Linked DNA regions of Homo sapiens: region 2 is linked to region 1. Evidence: chromatin loops called from intact Hi-C (ENCODE). Cell type or tissue: Calu3. All regions are shown on one strand. Each heading gives the region's core, and the rest is flanking DNA. Links, peaks and the distances in the headings are about the cores only.

Region 1 (7,544 bases), core at 868-5,867:
AATGGGTGTGGATGTAGATGAATGGCAAGGAGAGGATGAGTAGGAAGTTGAATGAGTTGCTTTGTTTTTAGAGGAGGTGAGCATGGAATGAGAAGATCACAGCAAATTTTGCCAGAGCTGCTGAGAAGAATGGGAGCAATCCGCAGAGAAATGAAGTGTGCATTGCATGTTGAGCTGGAGAGCACACATTCACTCCATTAATTCATTCGTTTTGCAAATATTGAGTGTCTATTTGGTATCAGACACTATTGTAGGTGCTGCGGGTATAGAAAAGAACAAAATAGGCAAAAATGTTGGCCCTTGAGGAGTTTACATTTTAGTGAGGGAGATATAATAAACATTGTAAATAAATCAAATGTATAGCATGGTAGCTAGTGATAATCTATCACTTTCTTTCTGAGAAGGAAAAATAAACTGGAAATGGAGCTATGAAATGGTGCGTGGGGGGTGGGGTTGAAATTTTAAAGACTTTGGCCAGGCAAGACTCTGTTGAGTAGGTGATTTCAAAGGAAGGTCTAGCGGAGGTGATGGAGCTGTCCCTGTGGTTACCTAAAGAAAATGCACCTGGGGAGAAGGAGTAGCAGGTGCCCGCACCCAGAGGTGGGAACAGTTGGGCATGGACAAAGGTCAGCAAGAGGCCAGGCAAGTGGGGTGTTGAGAACTAGAATATAGTTGGAGGAGGTGAGGTCAGAGAGCCAAGGGCCAGACCGTGGGGAGTCTCAGAAAAAATTTAGGATTCTTTTCTGGGCCAGAAGGGAAGCTTAGGGCAGCTGAGTACTAGACTCTGCCTGTGTTGGTATCCATTCACAAGGTGGTGAGGTTGTGTCCAGCAGGCCCAGCAGCCTGGCTTAAGGAGAAGAGGGCAAACAGCTGGATGGATGCAGGATGAAGTTTACAAGGATGATGTAGAGAAAATAATTGAGGATGATGGTGAGAGTGTGGTTCAAATGCCTGGCAGAGGGACCTTGGCTGCATGGGGAAGGAAGCAAAATCTTAATGGGGTTTAGCAATGGAAGGAAATGAAGGATTTAAAGGACTGCATGGCTCAAGTGAGGTTGACAAATAGGTGTGGAAGGAGGAAGGAAGCGAGAAAATGAGGTACATGGGCAGTCACAGAGTGCCAAGGAGTTAAACATGTCAGACAGTAGTTCCTGGTGACAGCAAGGTCCAGGGTGTATTCATGGACTGCGTGACTCAGGTTAAGTCAAGATCCCCGAAGTTGAAGAGGTCAAATACAGGTTAAACATGGCCTTATGGGAAATGAAATGAATGGGAAATATTAAGGAAATATGATTCTATGAAAAGTGTGGGCATGTTCTTGAATTTTTCATCATTATCAACATTATTTAATGTAGTTGTAATATTTTTAAGCATGAGGAAGCTTTAAAATTAGCTAATCCAACCACTTCAACTTACCCATGAGGAAATGCAGTCACAAATAGATTGAGGGTCATGACTGAGGGCAAAGAGTTATTTGTTGGTATAACTGGGAGTATAGAGGACTTTTTACTTTCTCTCCATACCTCTCAGGTGTTCATCTCTGTGAATCGCTAGTGAACCTGAGATTGAGCTATACTGAAATCTCTAGAAGAGGGAAATCTAGAAGAATAAAGCTTGTGTTTAAGATACTAGGTTTGGCCAGAATTTTCCAGCCAGTGGGGATTTTCTTTCTTACTAAAGAATAACTCATAAAATCACCACCTAGGGAGAATTTCCCATTGTATTGGAAAGGGTGGTCTTTAAATCCTTATGTTTTTCTCATCAGGTTACAAGATGAGAAGAAAGGTGATGGCGTTAGAGTTGGCTTCTTTCAATTGGTAATAAAACTGTGTTGATTTATGGCAGTGGGTGTGCAGCTATAAATTGTTTAGATCATGAGGGGAGTGTTAAATCTTTAGTCATATTGGCAGGTTTTTAACTTCAGTGATCACTTTTTCAGTCATAGGCTTTGCCTATGTGATAACATGCTGAATAACTATTAGAAATATATTGCTCATAAAGCATACAAATCCTATCCAATAGATCAGAAAAATGTCTTGGAAAATTATCACTAAGCCCATGGTTATCATATTTGTAAGGAAAGTCATCACAACAATCACATATATATATTTATTCTTATGACAAATCTTTAGAAATTTTAAAGTATAGGTGTTTACTCCAAATTTTCTCAGGATGGAGGCATTTCTAGGCAGAAATTGGCATTCTTCATAGTCACTATCAGTTCAACAAAACAATTTATAGTATTTCTCAATGCCCCACACAGTTTATCTACTTGGCAATGGCATCAATGACAGTGATTATTTTCCCCTAAGTTGTAGATGAGTAGCTAAAAACGAAAGTCAGCTCCTGAAATAAACAGAATGAATTCAGAGAGCAGGAAATTTATAACATGATCTAACAATGTAAGAGTCTAATGTTTTAGATAATTGATGTACCGTGCCGTTTATTTCAATATAATTAGTATACGAACTCTGCCACTCAATTAAGGTGATTCCCATGAAATTTGGTGTTGAGTACTATTCATGAGAATCTAGTAACTAAATTAAGTAGTCCTCCTACCTCTCCTGCTCTTCACCCATAGATGATCTCTGAACCCTTTGTTTTTCAAGTTTCGGTTTTCTTCATCAACTGACATTTGGCTGATGTTTGTGGGAAGTTTGTGTGCATTTCTCCATGGAATAGCCCAGCCAGGCGTGCTACTCATTTTTGGCACAATGACAGATGTTTTTATTGACTACGACGTTGAGTTACAAGAACTCCAGATTCCAGGAAAAGCATGTGTGAATAACACCATTGTATGGACTAACAGTTCCCTCAACCAGAACATGACAAATGGAACACGTTGTGGGTAGGTTGTTTTTGTTTTTAATTTTTTACTTTTTTGCTCATATCTTAAATTGTAATTCAAAATGTATAGAGGGGATTTTACTGGCTGAGCTGGAGTGGTATCTAACACAAAGAGAATAGAAACATGAGTTTACCCATATTTCTAGAAATTACTCTGCCTCAAGTTTCCTTCTATCTTACTATGTTTTAAAATCTTAATAGAAACAGGATTGAAAGTCACTCACCAAATACATTGCCAAAATGTTACCACTTTATTGAGTATAGGCTTGAGCATGACACTACCAATACTTAACGTCACTAGGGAGGTGACCCATGAATTTTACTTGAGTATCATCTCCAAGAGTTCTATTTTTCCCCCCCACCAACTCCCCTCTGCCCCTTAGCTTTGTGGCTGTGGCTGGTGATCCACTTGATCTTAACCCTTCCATCTGTAATGGGAATTTCATGAACAGGCTGCATTACTTTGAGTAAGGTACACTAGTCTCAACCAGTAGTTGAGTTTGTTTTTTTCTTTTTTCTTTTTTTTTTTTTTTTAAGATGGAGTCTCCTTTTTTGCCCAGGCTGGAGTACAGTGGTGTGATCTTGGCTCACTGCAGCCTCTGCCTCTTGGGTTCAAGTGATTCTCATGACTCAGCCTCCTGAGTAGCTGGGATTACAGGCGCCCGCCACTATGCCCAGCTAAATTTTGTATTTTTAGTAGAGATGGGGTTTCACCATTTTGGACAGGCTGGTCTCAATCTCCTCAGGTCATCTGCCTGCCTCAGCCTCCCAAAGTGCTGAGATTACAGGCGTGAGAAAACTAGGGCAGTGCTGTGATCAGAGGCAACCACGCAGAAGTAGCCAGAACTCACACAGACACAGTCACTATGCTACTGTTTTCTTTGTGATAAGCCTGACAGGCCACCTTGTAATCAGTGAGTCTGTCGTGTACTCAGGGCTGACTCACTGTCATAGCATGGCCTTTGCAGTGTGCCTCATGCTGGCTCAAGTTCAGAACAGCTTATTTGCACATAGGAACCCACATATTCAGGTTCAAGAATCAAGGGTGGGGCACATCTTGGCTAGAAAGACACTAGGAATGGCTCCCTCAGAGGAATTTATAGTTTTCACCTTCATTTTTGAAATTTTCTATAGGCTTGATTCCAGACTATGAATGAGTCCTTCTAAATCATTGACACTCTTCCATAATATTATCTCTCTTAGGGTCTTTCATTCATTTACTCATTCAACCAAAATTTTTTTAAACATCAAATATACCAGGAACTCATGAAAGCATCAAGGACACAGTTGTCTTAAGAGCATGGTCCTAGCCAGGTATGGTGGCTCATGCCTGTAATCGTAACACTCTGGGAGGGTGAGACAGGAGGATTGTTTGAGCCCAGAAGTTCGAGACAAGCCTGGGCAACATAGTGAGACCCTGTCTCTACAAAAATTTTTTTAAAAAATAGCTTGGCTTTGTGGTGTGCCCCTGTCATCCCAGCTACTTGAGAGGCTGAGATGGGAAGATCACTTGGGTCTGGGTGTTTGTGGCTGCAGTTGGCTGTGATTACATGGGTGACAGAATGAGACCCCATCTCAGAAAAACCAAAAGAGTCATGATCCCTATCTGTGTGAAGCTTAAGCCTAGTAAGCCATCATTCAGTCAATGATCATTTAAAAACATATGCAGTGACAGACTTGGAGGTACCTGACAGAAAACACAGGATAATATACAATGTGAATTATTCTTTATAAACAACAAGCCTACTTATTCTATATAAGTTCCCTAATGTCTAAATATGTATGTTTCTTTTCTAAAATTGGAAGTTTCTTTTCATTTGACAAACTCAGAGCAATTTGTATAAAAGAGAGATTGAGTTCAACAAAAGTCTTTGAAATCCTTCATTTATGCGGGAGGACAGAAGTGAACTGCTTTTTACAGAGGGGTTTGACCACAAAACATAAGATTAATCATTCTCCCCTTGGAGAAAAAAATGCATTCAGACCTATGTGTGATGTAAATTGACCCAAGCCACGGATAACACTTATGAGGATAAGTTTTTGAGGAAAAGGTCCTCAAGTATATCTTATCATGCCTTAAAATTTGGAAATAAATGTGAGAGGAGCCAAAATTTGAGGCATATACATGATACTAGGTGCTTATGAATATTTATCCAATGAATTAAAGAATGAATCTACTTTCAACATTTGCATCATAGCCATCTATTAAAAAGGAATTCTCTGTGGCCACTCATTACTCACTGTCTTCATTGTTACTGGATCACATACCTGAAGGCGAGCAAAGAATACAAACTGAGGCTTTCAGAAGTCCACTGGCTTTGGCTGAATTCACGTAATACCAAATGTGAATGGACATTTGTCCTTTTCTTTTTAAAAAAATTCATACAGATAGCTGAAATTGTATAGACTATACCTTTCTAGGCATTTCTTTACCAGGAACTCCTTGATGAGTTAAATACTGTCATCGTGAGTTATTGTGATCATTGACATGAATACTATTTGTTCTATTCTGAATAACATGTTTGTTTAGCTGTTTTATGGTAAGATCACCGCGATCTTATGACTTGGGTGGGACAGAGGAGAAAAGAGAGGACATTTTTCTACCTGTAAGTAGTTTATATACCTCCAAAGTCGCCCAAACTGTTTGCAGGTTTCTTTCGTGGAAAAAGTATATCATTAAAAGTACAGTTTCTCCTTTTATTACAATAGATGTATTAGCCTTAGAATATACAAGACAACCCAATAATTTTAGCAACAAAAGCATGTGTGTGTAATGACAGGAGCTGGTTTTACTATTTTATTATATTGGTTTCCACATGTCAATTGTAATCTAGTAGATGGAATTTTTAAGTTAAAGCCTTCCAGATGGCTGTCAGTGAATTACACTGATAAGGATTACAGAGTGTCAGGTCTCTTGATTAGCTTATCAGAATTTCTGGTCAGAACAGTCGAATAATAGATAAAAAAATGAAAGCAGATGAAGGAATAGGAAGTTAAAATACCACAGTTGCAATTTCATTTTATTTTCTTTTATCCAATTAAAGTGTAAACACTCAAATGGAAGCCACAAAGTCTCGTGTAACTTAATTGTAGAAGAGACATACTGTAATTTCTGCCATATTCTATGGGTCACAGAAACCAACCCTGGTGTAATTTGGAAGGAGTCTAAACAAGTGTGAATATTGCCAGATGAGAATTTTAGGGGCTTTTTGGAGGCTGATTACTACTGCGGGCATTGGGGAGCTCAAGTCTTCACTTCCTCTCATACAGATAAATCAATGCAGAAATCTAGGCCTGTCCTTTCACTTGGATTTCAGTCTATGTTCTTAGCAATATATATTCAGTTTGTATAAGCAAGCACTATTTTGTAGCTAGACAGTTTAGGCTATATACTTTTGTAATGGCTTTGTTGAGATACAATTCACATACTATAAAATTCACCCACTCGAAGTGTACAATTAGATGTTTTTTAGTATATTTACAGAGTTGTGCATTCACTGCCACAGTCAATTTTAGAACATTTTCTTTTTTTTCCTTTTTTTTAATTATACTTTAAGTTTTAGGGTACATGTGCACAATGTGCAGGTTTGCTACATATATACACATGTACCATGTTGGTGTGCTGCACCCATCAACTCGTCATTTAACATTAGGTATTTCTCCTGATGCTATCCCTCCCCCCTCCCCCCACCCCACAACAGGCCCCAGTGTGTGATGTTCCCCTTCCTGTGTCCATGTGTTCTCATTGTTCAATTCCCACCTATGAGTGAGAACATGTAGTGTTTGGTTTTTTGTCCTCGCGATAGTTTGCTGAGAATGATGGTTTCCAGTTTCATCCATGTCCCTACAAAGGACATGAACTCATCATTTTTTATGGCTGCATAGTATTCCATGGTGTATATGTGCCACATTTTCTTAATCCAGTCTATCACTGTTGGACATTTGGGTTGGTTCCAAGTCTTTGCTATTGTGAATAGTGCCACAATAAACATACGTGTGCATGTATCCTTATAGCAGCATGATTTATAATCCTTTGGGTATATACCCAGTAATGGGATGGCTGGGTCAAATGGTATTTCTAGAATTTTAAAACATTTTCATTACTAGAAAAAGAAACCCCTTGCCCCTCGGCCATCACTTTCTAGTACCTCATCCTCCTCCCTATCCCTAGGCAACACTAATCTGCTTTCTGACTGTAGATTTGCCTATTCTGAACATGTCATATTAATAATATCATATAATATGTGATCCTTTGAGATTGGCTTCTTTAACTTAAGCATGTGTTTTTTGCAGTTCATCCACATGTATTTTTATTGCTAAATAATATTTCGTTATATGGATATAATACATGTTATGTATCTGTTCATCAGTTGATGGACATTTGGATTGTTCCCACTTTTGAGCTATTACAAATAATTCTGCTGTGAACATTTGTATACAGATTTTTGTGTGGACATGTCTTCATTTCTCTTGGGTACATGTCTAAGTGTGGAATTGCTGTATCACATGGTAACTCTATGTTTAACTATTCTAGGAACTGCCAGACTATTTTCCACAGTGGCTGCACCATTTACATTTCTGCTAACAGTGTATGAGGGTTCTAATTTCTCCACATCCTCACCAGCACTTGTTATTTAGCATCTGTGATATCTCTCATAGGTAGAATAATGACCCCCAAAGATATCCAGGTCCTTATC
Region 2 (6,916 bases), core at 1,904-6,903, 51 kb after region 1:
CATCCATTGCTCTGCATTTGCTTTTTAGGTCCTTGACCTTAAGTCTCCTCCTATCAAGCACCTTGTTCTCACCAGCTGACACAAGCCTATTCTGCACACCTTCTGGAGAAGACATCCTGACCTCTGTTACCTAACTGGGAGAAATGACTTCATTGCTGTGTAGTTTCAGGCTAGGTGGGAGGGAGTCTCTGGAGGTGTCCCAGAAGTTTGGTGGCAGGGAGTAGCGTTGAGGAGTGGTTTAATGCCTGGTCATAATGAGTCTTGGCAAGAGTCTGAATGTGCAAGAGCAAGGAAGAGGGAGGGCTTGAGGAAACTGCATGGTGTTGAACCTGGGTGACTAAGAGGATGGAAGTGCCATTAACAGAAAATGGGAACAAATTGGAGCAACTCAGTTGATACATTACTGCCTTCTCTGGAAGGCTAGATGAGCATATAGTAGGCAGGCACCACCTTGATATTTGTTTTGGTGAAATTTCACTTGGATGCAAAATGGTAGAGAAAGATATGTGAATGGATTCATCTAGATGGCACTAAAACAGTTGATGCAGGTCTCCTCATCACTCACATCTCTCTCTTTACACCATTTACTTCAGGTGATTCTTTCTAAAACACAGTCTTCAGCATTGCCTCTTAACCATTAAGACTGTTTACAAATGACTGAAAACCTAACCCAACTTGGATTTACCTTTAGAGAGACAGAATCAGCTCATATAACTAAATATTCCAAAGATGCTTTGGCTTCAGGCAAGGCTAGAGCTTCAGTGATATGTCCAAGCTAGAAAATAGTTTCTCTCTCTTCCTTTCTCAGCTCTACTATTTCACTGTTGGCTTCATTTTTCAGAAAGCTTCTTTTTTTGAAGGTCTCAACATAATTGTCAACAGCTCCCAGCACTAAATACTTTAAGATTAACCTAGAGGAGAATGGGGGCCTCCTTCCCAGGAGTCTGGGGGAGGGAAGAGGAGGGTGGAGTCTGAACCAATCACTTCCCATGCTTGTCATGTACTCAGTATATTCAGCAAGCAACCCTGTCCTCCCCTGTCTCCATGCTTATGTTTATACATTCTCTCAGTCAGAAATGCTCTTTTCTATAGTCTACAAATCCCCATATCCTACCTTAGCCATCTCATCCATGAATCTTGCCTTGGTAACACCTGCCATACATTTCTTTTTCCTTTGACTTTCCATACTCTTTATTCAAACCTGCCTAATAGCACTTACCACATTCTTCTTTACCTTAGGGTGTGGTACAGGCCTCTTCTATAAGGTTTAAATTTTTTGAAGGAGAAATCTGTTATTGGCTAGTCTTTGTGTCCCCAACATCACCTGGCATTGGTTTGTAAGTTGTAGATGCCCAATAAGCTTCTGTTGAATTAATGAATAAATGAATGAACACATTGAGCTAAATTATATTTCAACAAGATACTCATTCATGCATGTCTGAATGCAGGGTAGTATATAGCCTGGAGAAAATCTCATCAGAGGCCCTATTTCCTCATATCATTTGTAACCATGCTAAAGTGAACACATCAGGTATGAGAGAAAGATATCAAGACCACAATCTAAGCCAGAAGGAAAGTAAAGGAAATAGACTGTTGCCAAGGCAGCAATTAGCAGAACCATGTGGGTTTGGAAAGTATTTGAGCCTTAGGTGGTTTTTTGATGAACTGGTAGGACAGCTTTGCTCCCTTTCTCTTTCTCCCTCCCTGACTACACTCTGAATCTGGGTCCAACACTTGCAAGAGTTTAGGGCCCAGAGCAATCAACCTGATTAGCTCTGCCCTAAGATTAGCTCTGTCAAACCTAACCTGCAAGCTCCCTTTCCTGGTTACCATGTGACCTACCAAACATTTCTATTTATTTGACATATGAAATGTAAACTTGGACACCAGTTGATCCTGCTCCAATCTGGCCACAGTCTACACTGTTTCATCTTTCTGTTTATTTACAGGGCTTCCATCCGGCAACGCTCCAAGTCTCAGCTTTCTTACCTGGTGCACGAACCTCCATTAGCTGTTGTAGATCATAAGTCTACCTATGAAGAAGATAGAAAGGTCAGGCACCAACTGCTTATGGGGGGGAATGGAAGAAGTCTCTCCTGGGGACTGTTGGGTACCCTTTAAGCCTGAGAATATGAGTTTTCTAGGTATATATCTAGCAGTGTTTCAAGTCAGACTAAAAGACAGAGCATTAAGACCTAATGAAAACTCTAAGTTTTACACAATATTTTTAATGCAGATTAGTTAATTGATTATTTTTAAGAATACAAGGTAATGAAAACTGGACTTCGGAGGGTTAATTGTCTTAGACAAACTATTCTAACAAACACAGAATGTGTGAATTCTAGATATTTAGCAGATTATTTGCTCATATGTAGAAATCCTTTTATAAAAGTTGTTAAGAATACCTGAAAGCTTTTTTCTCAAATTTTAAAATTTCTTTCTTAAATTACAATAATTTTGGCAAAAATACCTTGATCAACAAAAGTGTTTGAATAGGCTAGCCCTTATTACAAGTTATCAAAATATTTGAATTAATGGAGGCCAATTAGGTTTCACAGACATTTGTTGATTTCATACAATTTTTATAATGGTTTTAAGATACATTTAAAATAATACTATCAATTTTAACATAATTCAAGGTAGCATAAAATTAAAGAGCTAGGAAAGCAAACAACATGTATAGCAATACACAATTTCTTCCTAAGGATGCAGGTGTCCTGCTGTTGTAGACATTGTCTAATTTTCACATAAACAGACCACCCATTCTCCTCCAAGCCTTTCCTCATTACTGCACGTTACATGTCAGCCCTGATACTTTTACGTTCATTCCCCTACCACCCTTCGTTAGAAAATTTTCATGGCAATTTTCTTATTGAGCCTTAATCAAAGTCATGTTGACTTATCCCCTTTCTAAATTATAAGCCTCTGAAAGTTAGTGATACACCTTATTTGTGTTTGAATCAACTTGGTTACCTAACCCAGTGCCTTGCACTTAGTAAGGCATCAGGAGATTTTAAAAATTAGAATGAAAACATGAATTTCTACAATAAAATAAAACCCCAACTGCAAGATTTATCAAAGCAAATAAGTCAGAGAATTTTTAAATTACAAGCACATCCATTATGCATGATATAATTTCAAATTGTCTTAAATAAAATTCCAACACGTGAATCCACTAGGCAGTAATTACAAACATTGATTCATAATGGACAAATTTGGAATAAAGTAGAGTACTCTTTATGACCGTATGAAAATGACAAGGGAGTGATTGGGTTCTCTTTTGTTTTTAATGTATTAATACTGAATAAACAGAGGTCTCAATTTCTAACACAGGCTTTAAATAAATTCCATGGAAGACTTTTTCTCAGGAGCAGCAGGATGAATCACAGTGAGAGAAAACACATTTAGCAAGCATAGTTTCTTACTGCATCCTGCCACTAAAGACTCAACCTCTCTTCTAGTTCTAGAAATAGCTATTTCATTGAGTCCATGGTGCTGTCCCAGATAACTATAAGATGTATTATATAAGAGCAGGAGTTTAATAGAGCTTCAGGGGAGAAAGAACCAAACACTACATTGACATTTCTATTGAACCATAACAATACCAATCATATTTAATTTTTGCATTTTAATTTTTTCTAGTTTCTGGGTAGATATTTGACAATAAAAGTAAAAGTAAGAAAGGATGGAAAGAAGGGAGGGAGGGAAGGAAAATCTGACTTTTTCATTGTTGTTGTTCAAGCTGGTAGAGGACCTAGCGTAGGTGTAGGGGACCATCAGATTCCCTGGACATCTGGAGATCAGATTCCCATAGAGTTCTCTTGATGCAGGAACAATTCAGGAGGGAACCATTTAACTAAAAGGAAATCTAAATCTAATATACGGTCTAGTTTTACAGAGATTAAAATGTTTCATATTATGTTCTACTAGTCAGCATTATACATTTAGAATAGAACAATTAAACTCAGTTATATGTAGGCCAGCATACGTTTTAAAAGATGTGACTTTACGTTCTCTCTAGTTAAGGGAGATAGAAAGGAAGAAGAGAGAAAAAATGATAGGAGAGCCAATGTGATTATACTAAAGCTCCAAGGGGAAAAGGTCTCATAATAATACCACTGGTTTGTACGATAATTTTGTTAGTCCTTTAGGTTTAAAAAATTAATGATTTTTGAAAAGAAAATAATGGAAAAGGGTTAATAAAATTTGACTTATGAAATTTCTAATCTCAAGTAACATTATATGGTAAAATGTTGCTCTGTTTTGGTATTTTAAAGTATTTTAATACTTAACTAAATTCCACAAGCCCAAGCATTGGTGAAATCCTTTCTTTTTCTCATGTTGATGGAAAAGGCCTAACCTTACTTTCTGTAGATTGGGAAATACTCTCTTACGGTGCTAAAGGTCGATTCACACAAAGGAGTTATCGCCACCTTGTGGTCTTGTGGAGTATTGACTCTAAAACTTAGAACCATTTCCTGAGAAGTCTGTGCTTTCACCCAAGGTCTCATGGTTAGTTGGTGACAGAGATGAGACTATACCCATTTATCCTTGCTCTCCAAGCAGTACTCTTAGCTCCTGTAAACGGGGTCAGATGTTAGTTACAATGTTGACAACATTAAGTTTAGGATTAGGGAAACCCACAGGCTAAAGGTTTTAGTCTCTAATATTTAGGCAATCTCTTTTGGTGAAACTAAAACACAAGGCAGAACATGTATGAGATCAAGTCAGGATCAAATATTAGACACCCATAACTGCATCACAGATAACTTATGTGATAGGATTTAGGCATTGGTTAAGATAAGACAGAGATGGGACCCATAAAAATGGCTATCAGTATTAGTTCATTTGAAAAATCTCTGCTCCTTTGTCATAGTTACCACTTTTTATCATCAAATCTTAAAGTTATTATTAGGGCAGGGAACCTCTACTGAATGGAAGGCAGAAATTAGTGTAACAAAGTATAGAAAGCAAGACCTAAGATTTAAGTCGGAGGTTATTTTTCCTCTGGCCTACACAGAAGATGTAAGAAAGGAAACAGAAAAGCCCAGTGTCTAGCATTGAACTATGAATGCATCATAGTAGATGAGCAATTTTAAATAAATCTCTTGTTGCATGTATGCAGCATGGACATAAAAGTTTCATTCATTCTTTTATCCCATAAACATCGATTGTACACTGTGAAGTGCCAGGTATCACACTGGGGATGCAAAAATGAACAAGAGCTATTGTTACTCTCCCTACTATGGAGCTGCTGACAGGCATTTCTTTACATATGATTTTTTTTAAAAGTGCTGTGCAACCTGCCAGTGCTACAATAGAAGTACAAGGAAACACATATAAATTTTATAATTTTACCTGTCTGTGAGATTTGTTGTTAATTTATAATCTTCTCTTTATGTTTAATTTTGCAAAATCAGAGAGAAAAATATTTCTTTACAGAATGACTTTAATTATTTTTTGTATTGTTTTCTTTTATTCCTCTCCTGTTCTTTTAGTGGAGATATCAAATAAAATGCAATAAAAAGTCCAATATTTAGGGACAGATTTTCTAGTTTTTGCATCATTCAAGCTGGACAGTTGCATTTTTTCGGGGGGGTCAAACTTTAAAGTCAAACTTTTAGTATAGAGGAACCAAAGAAAATTATTTTAATTAATTCGTATTTCTTGTTAGTGTCTCTTGGAATGAAAACCACTAGACAAGAATTACTTTGTATCGCTTTGAAATGTCCTAAGTGTTGTTGTTTAGAGTTAAGGATAACTTCAGGTATCAGAAGGTTGGGAAAATTTCTATCATGTCAGGCTGTGGGTGGACCATCCTGTGGGGCAATCGTTCCAGAAAATGCTGGTATTTAATGTCACAAGGAAGCTGGCAGAATTTAGTGAGTGCTAATAGTCTTCACAAGTTCCAAAGCCTACCCTTTGATGGTACGTACAGCACAGCTGACACATCTAAAACATACATTATAGAATCCTAGCCATTTAGTGGTGAGAGGAGCCTTGGAGTTCTCACATACTGAACTTTGGTTACCAGAATTACCTGATGAGTATTTTTTAAGACAGAGATTCACAGTTAGGCCTACTAAATTGGAATTCTCGTGACAGGATACAGGAATCTGGTTTTTTAATCATCAACCCACATGAATCTGAGAGCATCCAGATCTGGATACCAACCACTCTCTAGAACAGAGAAGGGGTGAAATATTTTGCTCTATTGCAAGCATTCAGTTAGTCTCACACAATTTCATGATGCTGGCAGAATACATGAGCATCCTGAATCACAGTGTTCATATTCGGGTTTTTTTTTTTTTTTTTTTTTTTTTGGAGATGCAGTCTTGCTCTGTCACACGAGTACCCTGAACCAGAGACAAAGGACTTTATTATTCATAGCAATAGCAGTAGCCAGTGTTCAGCATTTGCACTGGCTCCCCAACCCAACCCCCAGTTCCCACAAGGCAATGCAAAGAGGGCCAGATGATACCAACAAATGAAGTGGGTGTTTTAAACGAGAGGAAACCTGGGCTTGAGGAGCCTGACTCTTTCATAATGGGCAGATGGGGGCAGTAAGGTTTGCACTTCACTTGGGATGAAGACATCTTCTTTGTCCTCCAAAACTGTTTGCTATACAAATACCCTTGAAAAAATAACCCGAATGAAGGTAATCAATGCCTCTGTTCACAAGATGTGCATAAACATGGGAGACTCAGAGAGATTGTTTCCCCAGAATTACTTAGTCCAAGTCTCTCGTTTTAAGGATGAAATAACTGAGGTCCAGAGAGCTAGAGCACTTAGTAATACACTTTACGGGTGGCCACGTTGGGCTTTTCCAAGAGCTCCATTTTTTCTATGCCTATTACACTCATGCTTTCCCAGGTACCCTTATTCCTTTCTGGCATAGGTTGCCTAGAGCTAGTAA

What was found. A loop is a pair of places that touch in the nucleus more often than their neighbours do. Peaks named below come from ENCODE experiments on the same cell type or tissue, not always from the same donor. Only the 100,000 strongest peaks of a DNase experiment are listed, where the experiment ranks them.
Region 2: a loop joins it to region 1, with 2.8 times the contacts of the local background. A loop is called at or near these places in 7 of 110 quality-filtered maps.

The regions. Positions count from the first base shown.
Region 1 is chr2:169,008,576-169,016,119 of GRCh38, reverse strand. ABCB11 (ATP binding cassette subfamily B member 11) reads left to right here. Exons shown (of 28, transcript NM_003742.4): 4 at 1,766-1,817; 5 at 2,610-2,848. Among named protein-coding and RNA genes, the nearest start is that of ABCB11, 19 kb to the left of the region's middle. In Calu3, for the core only: no CTCF peak of the experiment used is centred there; DNase peaks (open chromatin) are centred at 1,139, 1,474, 2,709, 3,779 and 1 weaker place.
Region 2 is chr2:168,959,342-168,966,257 of GRCh38, reverse strand. It overlaps ABCB11 (ATP binding cassette subfamily B member 11), which reads left to right. Exons shown (of 28, transcript NM_003742.4): 18 at 1,950-2,052. Among named protein-coding and RNA genes, the nearest start is that of G6PC2, 62 kb to the right of the region's middle. In Calu3, for the core only: a CTCF peak has its summit at 4,453 (motif pointing left); a DNase peak (open chromatin) is centred at 4,437.